Regions from separate parts of the Mus musculus genome. Here region 2 is linked to region 1. Evidence: chromatin contacts called from ENCODE Hi-C or POLR2A ChIA-PET data. All regions are on one chromosome and are shown on one strand. The core of a region is the stretch at or near the end of the contact, and the rest is flanking DNA. Distances in the headings are between cores, read along the strand shown.

What was found. A loop is a pair of places that touch in the nucleus more often than their neighbours do. ChIA-PET counts read pairs that join two places held with the same protein, here RNA polymerase II (POLR2A).
Region 2: a loop to region 1 is called in a map of left cerebral cortex, with 3 times the contacts of the local background. The contact joins the promoter of Chrm4 here to the promoter of Arhgap1 in region 1. A Hi-C loop is called at or near these places in 1 of 37 maps with a recorded cell type or tissue (left cerebral cortex). POLR2A ChIA-PET finds 5 or more read pairs at or near these places in 1 of 5 experiments (embryonic stem cell).

The regions. Positions count from the first base shown.
Region 1 is chr2:91,648,230-91,653,444 of GRCm38, reverse strand. Arhgap1 (Rho GTPase activating protein 1) reads right to left here and starts at 3,327. Exons shown (of 14, transcript NM_001359970.1): 1 at 3,193-3,327; 2 at 1,622-1,681. It overlaps Zfp408 (zinc finger protein 408), which reads left to right and starts at 3,654. Exons shown (of 5, transcript NM_001347175.2): 1 at 3,654-3,741; 2 at 4,020-4,294. The coding sequence starts at 3,696.
Region 2 is chr2:91,918,610-91,923,805 of GRCm38, reverse strand. Chrm4 (cholinergic receptor, muscarinic 4) reads right to left here and starts at 1,617. Exons shown (of 2, transcript NM_007699.2): 1 at 1,463-1,617. Ambra1 (autophagy/beclin 1 regulator 1) reads right to left here. Exons shown (of 18, transcript NM_172669.3): 18 at 4,957-5,196.

The DNA.
Region 1 (5,215 bases), core at 2,078-4,577:
TTGCACTGTAGCAACGCTAACAGATCACCTTAAGGATTACAGGGCAGAAGGGAAAGAGGCTGCTCCTAAGATCTAGAGCACAGAGGAAAGGCTTTGAAGGACAGAAGGTCTGTCAGGAAGGGAAACGAGTCAGCACTGAAGCCAGGTTCTAGGCCCTAACCAAAGGAGGTGGCACTTTCTGCTCTTGGCCCCATAAAAAAACACGTCCCTCCAGCTCACCAGATGGGTGAGGAAGGAGGTTTCAGTCCAACCGATTTGCCCAACCCCAAAGAGGAGGCTGCATTCCTGACGCCAGAAAAAAGTGACATATATGGTCAGAGAATCAGCAGGACAGATAAGAAGAGCAGAAAGGGCCTGGGGGTCGGAAGAAGGGAAGAGCTGCCCAGGAGATCACACTGTGGGCTAAGAGGATCGTGACAACCTCTACTCCCCCACACATTACAGCTTAGGGCTCTGAATGGTGAACCAGCTCCCAGGGCCGAAGCAACAACTGCCTTGTTACCATGGCAACATACTGAGTCAGTAGAAGAGCTGTTTCAAGCTTTCAAAGCCCCCTTTTTTGACCAAACCCCCCCTTTTTTGCTTGTTCTTTCTCTTTGCTTGTCCCTCAGCCTTACCCACTACCTCTGCTGACCACCAAAATATAGGTTCCTCCCTAGGGACACAAAGGACAACCCTGTCATATTTGGGAAAGCATTCCTCTTAGTGAGTAATATTGGCCTTTGCCCAAAGCCCACATCTTCCTTTCCCCCTTCAACCCTGCATCCTCCAACCAGACAATCTTCAGTTTCGAGGAATTTACCTCTGACCCACCTACGCCTCCCCATTCAACCAAGAGGTTATAGGGAGGCTTCAAACAGGAGCTTCTAACCATAGGTCTCAACCTATGGGTCATAACTCCTTTTGGGATCAACTGACACTTTCACGGGGGTCGTCTAAGACCAGTGGGAAACACTGATATTTACGTTACAACTCATTACAGTGGAAAAATTACAATTATGAAGTATTGACAAAAACAATTTTATAGCTGGGGGGCATCATCACAACATGAGGAACTGTATCAAAGGATCACAGCATTAAGAAGGCTGAGAACCACTGGCTGTTATAGGACAGAGTCCAGCAACCTCCTCCTGCCTAAAAGTCTTCTCTCCATTCCTATTCCTGCCCAGGCTCAAGGAGTCCTGGATCTTCCCTCCCAGCTACCCCAGAGAATTCTTTTTGTACACAGTAAGTACCGGGTATGATAGAAAAAGCAAGAAACCAAGACTATGGAAAACTGGGTTAGAGTCCCGACTAAGCTGAGGACTGCAAAGATCGCAGACAAGTGAAGCGCCTTTCCTGTCTGGCCTAAACTTTGCTCATCTGCAGAAGCAGAGGCTCCTCCCTCCCAGAGCTGTGCCTCTCCGTGCTCAGAAGCTTTTCCTTTTATCCTGCTCAGAAGCTGAGCTATGTGCAAGGGACAGAGAGGGAGACTATGGAGAAGAAAGCTGAGCTCAACCCCCACCTCTGTCCCTGGGAACTTCTCTCTGTCAGTGCAGCTAGAGCTGACCTCCAACTCCCACATAACCTCCTTCGCTAGTAAAAGCACAGTAGTGCCAGCCAGCTTCCTGGCCGCTCTCACCTGCTTCTGGTGCCTTCTGGGAGCCGGATGTTTATCTGCTAGTCAATGGGTAGATGAAGCCTGAGAAGGGAAATTCTAACATAAAATGGTAGAAATGAAATATATCTGCCACCTGCAAAAAGCCACTCTCTCAGATTAATATTCCATTTGGACCAGGTAAACCATTTACCTAGAAAGTATTTAAAATTCACTTCAGGCGCCGGGCGTGGTGGTACACGCCTTTAATCCCAGCACTCGGGAGGCAGAGGCAAGTGGATTTCTGAGTTGGAGGCCAGCCTGGTCTACAGAGTGAGTTCCAGGTCAGCCAGGACTATACAGAGAAACCCTGTTTCGAAAAATAAAAAATAAATAAATCAAATTAAATTAAAAAAAAAATCACTTCAGGCAAAGGCTTTGACTTTTGTAAAACAGTGATTCTCTCTCTCTCTGAAATTCTTGATGTTTGTGGACTTTTTCACTAGGAAAAATGAACAGATCCATGGAAACCTTGCATGCATTTTAAAGATTTCACAAACCCCCTGTTATTGCTTAAGAACCTATTTCAAGGGCTAAGTCCATAGCTCAGTGGTAGAGCGCTTTGCCTGCATACACAGGGTCTCTCCAGCACATGCGCGACAAGAGAGCGCGCGCGGGCACACACACACACCAAAGCAATTTATTCAGAGTGATGCACATAGCACCAGAGTTTATTCAGAGTCTTCACATAGCAGACTGTCATTAGCTGAATGAATGAATGAATGAATTTCATAAGTGGAGAAGGAAACGGATATTTGTACTATGAACTGGGCACAAATTCACCTCACAACTGCACTAGTAGTTCAGCATATGCTATAAAAACCATTTTACAGTTTGAACAAAAAGCGGGGGGAGGGAGGGAGGGAGCAAACTGCTACAGATCATAGAACCCAGACGCAGGATTTTAACCCACAAGTTCCAGTTTGAGGTGTTCTCTAGGTTAAAGTCAACCCCCTCAACAGTGATCTTAAGTGACTGTCGGTCACAAAGTTCACTGGGATCCAAGAGGCGCCACGAAAGGGCAGCCAGACTTCTCAGGGCAAACTGAAGTCACAGTACTTGCTGGTGCTGGAATCAGACTGTTTTGTGACTTTGGAAAAACCCAAATCCTACAAGGCTGCAACTCTAAACTATAATCATGTTTGCATAGAGTCCGAAAACAAACAACGAATGGAGTGTATTTCGTTTCACAAGAAAGTGAGATGAAAGCACGGCCTATCAAGTGACAAGGTGGATCACTTCCCCTGATTTCTAGCTCTCAGTGCTATGCCAGATCTGATCAGGACGACTTCTCCCTCCCTCCCACCGGCTTGCTCTGGCTTGGCCTATGCCTTGCAGAGGGAGGGCAGGAACAAGTCAGAGAAAGTGGCTGTCTTCTCATTGCAGGCGCCGAAATGGGAAAAATCCCGGCAGCGAAGAGACCCAGGCCCTCGGGCCCAATTCCACTCCCGACCCACTGCCTCGGATTTTCCCCTTTCCGACCCAATTCCTTCCGTTGACCAGAGCAGCTCTTCCCCACCACCACGCCCAAAGAGACCCCGCGCTCCGCAGCTCACCTCGTTCCGGCAATGCTTCCTCTGCCACGCCTGTCAAAGCTCGGCAAACATCCGGCTCCGAGATGGGAATGGGAACCGCCCCCTCGGGGGCCCCCAGCTCCCCAACCACTTCCGCCATTTCTTCTACCTACTTCCGGCTTGCTGCCCGGACCAAACAAGGCTTTCTTGGTGCTCCGCCCACTTCCGGCAATCACCTGACAAAATGTGAGGTTAATTAGCCGAGCTGTCCGACTCGCCGCTACCTAAAGTGAGTGAGTTGGGTTCCGCTTTTCCAGATGCAGGAAACTAGCGGGCCTCTGAAATCCTAGGTTCGTATCGCCCATCGGACAGGGTTTTATCTGTCAAGTACTTCCAAACTCCCAGGTCCATCCTTCAATGATGCCTAACCACCCGGATTCTTCCTTGAGCTTAAATTTGAAAATCAAGGACTGTTTCCGGGAGGAACCGGGACAAAAACGCTCACTTCCGGTAGAGGGGAGTGGCGAGAGAATCTCTGTCCCACGATGAAGGAGGTGGAGGAGGTGATCTTGGGGAAAATAGAGCCGCACCGTGAGTGACCTGCGATGTCTGCGACCCTCAGCCCTGGACTAGATGGCCACAGCGTTTTTCTAGTCAGCGCATTCCCTTACATCCCTTTTTCTCTTGAGCCTGGGATCCTGCTCCGGTGCCCTAAGAGACTAGACTCCCTCCCAACCATTCAAGGGCCCTACTAACTAGAACCTTGCTAATCCCTCGGACTCTTGGGTCATAGCTGACCCTGTACCTCTCTTTCCCCAACCCCACGCCTTCATGGACCACTCCTTTACTGCCTTCCCGTCTCCCTGCAGCCCCAGAGCCACCCCTGGGCCAGGATTCAGGATGGAGCCCTTCCGGAAAAGGCTTTGCTCCGGGCCTCAAAGCCTGCCCGCCGGGTACGAGCCCTGCCATCCTTGTTCTAAGGAGCCTCCCCCAGGGCTTGGCCGTGGGCCCCTCGAGATCCAGGAATCAGCACTTGGGGGTCTGGTGTGTAGGAGCACCCCTGCAGCCCGGCCTGCATTGGGGACCTCTGGAAGATGAGTCCGTCCTGGAGAAGGGCGAGGGAATGAAGACACCGCACGAGGAGGTATTGAGGAGTCGGACATCTGTCTGAAAGTTTGGGGGAGGTTCAGACATTTCCGGACAGCTCTTCCAGTTTGTTAGAAGCAGGATATTTTCAAACTCGAGAAATAATTGTCCCTTCATTGCAGCGCTGTCTTGCTCTACCTAAGCAGCAGTAACTAAAGCAGATGCAAAGAAGTTGTGAGAACCTGAATTCCTACTGTGTTGGCAGAGACAAAGGTCAGAAGCTAAGGTTACCAGGATCAGATTCAAACCTGTTAACTAGTTAGCTAAATTACACACCTAATATTACTCACCTGTAAAAGAAAGTTGTGGCTGTTACCGAGATCCTTTGGAAGACCAGAGGACACGATGCAAGCCAAATACGCCTGTGCTTTGTAAGCATTAGTAAGGATTGTTTAAAAGTATTGGTGCTCTTGCAGCGTTTTCTGTTTGGTATTTGCTGAAAGGCTGTGCTGTTTAGAGCTTTCCACACCTTTAAGGAGAGGTGAGTGGACTCTCTGGTCTTCACTGACTGAAGATATAAAACAGCACCATAGAACTGGGCGCGGTGGCACACGCCTTTAATCCCAGCACTGGGTGGGAGGGGGGCGGGGGGAGGCAGACGCAGAGGCAGGCGGATTTCTGAGTTCGAGGCCAGCTTGGTCTACAGAGTTAGTGCCAGGACAACCAGGGCTACACAGAGAAACCATGTCTTGAAAAACCAAAAAAAAAAAAAAAAAAAAAAAACAAACCACACAGCACCATAGTGTAGAGGCAACCTCAGAGGCTGCTGCTAGCCTTAGAGTTTCATCTTATGAAAAAAAAAAGTGGGGGAGGAGTTGGGGAGTGGTGCATGTCTTTAATCCTAGCACTAGGGAGGCAGAGGCAGGAAGATCTCTGAGTTCGAGACCAGCCCGGTCTACAGAGTGAGTTCCAGGACAAC
Region 2 (5,196 bases), core at 368-2,867, 270 kb before region 1:
CGTGTCTGGCCATAGAGCTTGGGTGGCCGTAACCGCGAATTTGTGTGCGGGAGCAAATGCTGGACTATCAGCGAATGACCAGTTCCCATGGCGGGAACCACCGGCAAGCGCCCGGTCTGTGGGTGGGGAAAGGGTTGAGAAAGGAGCAAAATTTGGGCTGCGAAGAAACCCTGACTTTGGAACCATTATCTTAGTGGCCCCAGGCACCTGGTCCTAACTGCATCGTCAAGAATGGAGAGCGTGCAGTCCCAGCAGTGGGCTGACTTCTGTCGAGAAGCCTCTGCGATAGTCGTCGAGCCGTGAGGGTCACCGAGCTCAGTTTGATGTGCCCTACGCATTGAGGGCAGGGGTAGAGCCTCCAAACGGGGAGCCCAGTCGAGGCCTGGGTCAGGAGGGTAAAATTGTTCTTCACTCTTCAACCCGCAACCCCTGGAGAGGCCCTGTCTAGTCCTGTCAGTCAAAATAGGCACCGAGTTCCCAAGCTGTGGGCTCAGGTCTATCTCAAAGACAATCTCGGGGCTTACCCTTGGGCCCATCTCCCGGCTCCATCACGTCTGGGTCCTGGTCGAAAGGGCCAAGGTTCTCCGATGCCCCGCCCTCCCATCAACCCCCAGGCACGCAGTTCCTGTAGTCTCTGGGCGTGGGCAATGTGCTTCCGCGGGTTCTCGAGCCCCTACCCCTGCTGGGGACAAGTCGGGAAAGGGTGCTCTGGGCGCCCGTGGGGTAGATTTTCGATTATTAAGTGATCACTTCAGGAAAGCTATGGCCCCCAGGACTGTTCCTGAGGCGGAGAGAAGCCTCTGTACTTTAGGGGAAGAGAGAGGGGTGCTGGATATTGGGCCAAATCATTGTGCCTAACACTTCCTCTAAGAGCTGGGAGGGTGGAGGGCTGGGAGATGTATCTCCCCGGATGAGTAAAAGAGAGGGTACTCCTGGAGAGGGGGAAGGGAAACAGGAGAGAACAGGGGTGTTTTCCGTCGGGGCTCAAGGTCGCGGACAGAGGACTCCAACGGGCTAGAGCGTACTGGAGGCTCCCGGTGGGCCAAGGTGGGAACGGAGGGCAGGGAGACGGGCGGGAAACGGGCGCTTTGGGGCTTCATCTTCCGGCGCCTTGAAGAAGAGCCAACGGGAGGGAGTGAGGGAGTGTGGGTCCTGACCCGACGGCTGCTCTGCTTCGGGGTTGGGCTGTGGGCTGGGACTATTCCTCCCCTAGCCTTCTCAATGATCACCAATCCCTAGAGGTTCACCTAGAGAAACCTTTTAGAGACCTGGGGTCCTTCTTCCAGAGGGGTGCCCCATCTCTGAGCTCTCCGCCCCTTCCGCACCGCGCTTGCCTTTCAAAGGGGTCTGGGGCCCTGTTCCAGCCCGACCCACCTCTGGAGACCTTCAGGGGGTCCCAGAACCCTACATCCTCATCTTGCATAGAAGCCCCCCGCCCCCGCGATTCCGCGGAGTTACTCACCCGCTGCTTCTGTCTTGCTCCGCTGGCGCCGGACAGACGGCGGAACTAGCCAGAGGCCCTGCGAGTCGGTGGGGTGGGCGACTGGGCCGGGGGCCGGGGGCGGGGACAGGGTGCCAAGGGGCGGCCCCTGCTTCGCCTGCAGCTCCCGGCGCTGTGGCTCCGACTCGCGCTCACGCTCGCACTTTTCTCCGAGCCGCGTGATGTCACAGGGAAGCAGCCAATCGTGGTGGGGACGCACCGCCCGCCCGGGGCCGGTCACCCAGCGGCGACGCGCGGGGGTCACCACCTGGAGTGTCAGGCACCCTTGATGCTCACACCCTTCCCGGGAGATGGCCCGCAACTCCGGACTCCAGCACCGAGGGCACCGCCCACAGTCGCCAGGGAGGATTAGCCTCCGGCTCTGCCCTCCGGGGGGTGGGGTGGGGGCTGTCCGCGTTGTCATGGGGACTAGGCGCCCCCTCGCGGGCTGGGGAAGAACCAGGCGGCCAAGCTTGGCTATGAGCCCCGCCTCCGCCCTAACCACGCACTCTGGACACCGAAGTGTTTTCGAACCTCTCCACGGCTTGTAGCCCCTTCGTCGTTCCGCCTGAGGTTAAATCCTGGTCTTGAGGGTTTGGCCCCAACAGGCCCCTGGTGTGCGGCGGGGCAGATCTAGCAACGTGCTTCTGTCGGGACAGAGCGCTGCCTGATAGCCGCTGGACAGCCAAAAGACTGCAGCCGTCGGGGCCTGGGGAAGAGCAGGTGAGACTGGACAGGCGAGCATCTACCCTGGCTAAAGATCTTGTCACTCTCCACGCCCGGGAAGGGACGCGCATTAGCTGTGAGACTGAAGATGGCACGAGTCTCCTATCCAGCCGCGAATGAGTTCATCGCTGCCTATGTGGGGAAGCCAGGTGCCCAAGGTCACCTGGGACAGAACAGGCCATGAAGGAAAGTCCAGTCTCCTAGACCTCCCGCAACAGTACTAGGCTAAGGCCCAAAGTAGGCAGGTTCAGCACCTCGGACAGCCCCACACGTCCTTGGTGCGAAGGCCAGTTGCTCAGATCAAGCACCCGCCAGCCAGGGTTGAATGCACCCCTTCGCGCCCGGGGTCCTGAGTACCGGTCACCCACAAAGCTTCTTGAGTGTCAACAGCCAATTAACTTTAAGCCGGCTGACTTCTTGGAAAAACCACCTGAGTCTCAGCTCTCCTCTACTCTCCTGCAAGGGCTGGTAGGGGCTCCTGGGGACAGTGGTAGTGGTAGGGATAGCTTTGTAACGACAGAGGAGTTAGGAACAGAGAATGAATGAGTGGAGACTTGAGCTAGAGTCCGTGAGAGAAGGCTCCTGGTTCAGGTTTCTCCATGCTGAAGAGAGGGACGTCAACATTGGACAAAGTTGAGGGCAGGCTAGTGTGAGAAGCCATCTTCCCTCCCATGGGCGCTTTGGTCTTCCATGATCCTCTGAAGGAAAAAATGAAGGAAGTGCTATTGTTCTTGCCCCCACTTCACAGGAGAGGAGAGGCTCAGTTGTTACCGACATCTTCCACTTTACCATATCCCCCTCCCTGGGGGCCAGGAGCAGGGTGCTCTTGGGAGAGTGAAAGTGTTGTGTGTATGGGAGAGGGCAGAATGTTAAGCCGTCAAATGAGGAGACTTGTTAAGGACAGGAGGGTCCAGAAAACAAAAACGCCTCCAACCACGGGCAAAGCCAATGCAATCTGTGAAGCCTGGGCCTTTACCTCACCCACCTACATCTCAGAGCTCACGGGTGAACTCTGGAAAGCTGAGCTGGAACTAGGGGACCCAATTTAGTCTCTCTGCTTTCTTTGTTCTAACTGGGTCTTGGAACGCTTTCTTAAGGGACTACCAGTCTTTATCCTGCTGACACCATGTGGTTGTAATGTGTAAGGGGTCCTGCAAAGGCTTACCACTAAGGAGGCTCTCCCTGGATGTGGACTTCCTAAGGAACTGGTGTGGAGACAAGGTATGACTAACCAATCAGAACGGGTAGTTAAGGCATGCTCACTTTTAGACCACTATATCACAAACCCTCTTTATATCCTGTTTGCAATCAACTAGAGAGCATGTTCGGTTTCCCCTGTGCCTTGACTTCTGTGTTGATGACAGACCCAGCTGTGTGTACCTTGGCTGTTAGTCACGTGGTCCTGATAACTGAAGTCATTACTTGAGGGGTTTTGATGGGGGTAGATCAAGCACACTTAGCACATTGTTTACACTCAAGAAATTCAGAGTCTCTCCTGTCAAACCAAGGCATACATCTGTTTGTAGTAGAATAAGCTTGGCAGTGGGTGTCCTTCCACCCATCAAATATTTTAATTCAACTTCTTTCCCTTAAAGGAAGGCAGGTCTCAAGATGCCTGTACTCTGCGAGTTGCAGTGGTTTGATTGATTTTATGGGTCTGAAAGTAAATTGAAGGAGTTCCGTAGTACACTCCTGCAAGGAAGGTCAAGGCACAGAAAAGGCAAGTGGCTTGTCCAAAGTCACACAGCTAGTGGATGTTTACTGACACAATCCACTGGCAGTACCCTACAGTGAACTGCAGATACAGTTCACAGTACCTCAGTTTGCATTACTTGCTTGGCCATTTTTGTTTTCATCTTTGTTGTGTCAGAACCTGTAATTCTCACCATCCCCACCTCCACCCAGTATCCTACCTGTGGTAGTCCAGCTGCTGGCAGTTCCTTGGATTTTCTACTATACTTTAAAGAAATATTTTTATGTATATTGGTGTTTTGAATGTTTATCTGTATGAAGGTGTTGGATCCCTTGGAACAGGAGTTAAGACAGTTGTGAGCTGTCATGTAGGTGCTGGGAATTGAACCTGGGTCCTCTGGAAGAGCAGCCAGTGTTGTTCTCTGCTGGGCCATCTCTCCAGCTCTTTATTACACCTCTTTAAAGCCCCTCTCACTTTCTTTCTTTCTTTCTTTTTTTTTTTTTCCAAGACAGGGTTTCTCTGTGTAGCCCTGGCTGTCCTGGAGCTCACTTTGTAGACCAGGCTGGCCTCGAACTCAGAAATCCACCTGCCTCTGCCTCCCAAGTGCTGGGATTAAAGGCATGTGCCACCACGCCCAGCTCCCTCCCACTTTCTTAACGGGCTTGACAAGTGAAGCAGCACATGGACAGGGCAGGGTAATGGCTCCTTCAGGGGTGCTTGCAGACAAGCCCACACAGTCTCCTCTTAGCTGCTCAGAATTTGCCAGTGGTCTCTAGGACTGGACAGAGAATCAAGATTTTGGTGACTCAGCTGTCACTCCTGGCAGGAAGCAATATGGATGACTCTCTCCATCATGCCTTCCTGCCCCAATGTGCATCCATCTAGGAAGCAGCCCTCAACCAGTTGACTTGGGCTAATGGGTCAAAGAGGATGCCATTACTAACTAGGTCCACTGAACTGCCTAGGGAAACCTGGCCCCCCAGTTGGATGTCCTCCACACCCCCGTCCCAAACCTCTTTCCCTCCTTCCCTCTCGGCAGAAATAAGCAGGAGCCTGGTGAGGGGCGTGTCATCATTTTAATGATGTAGATCTTTGGTGTCTCCCTCATTAGCAGTAGACTATCCCCTCTCCTCCCACCACAATGTTTCTATGATGAGTGACAAACAGAAAGGAAATCACATTTTCATACTAAAAACAAAATGATCAGAGCCTTGATTTCGCCACTAAAAACTACACGTACAGTTCAGGATTCCACATGCAACACCTCAAATCACAGACCAAGACCTCACATTCTGAC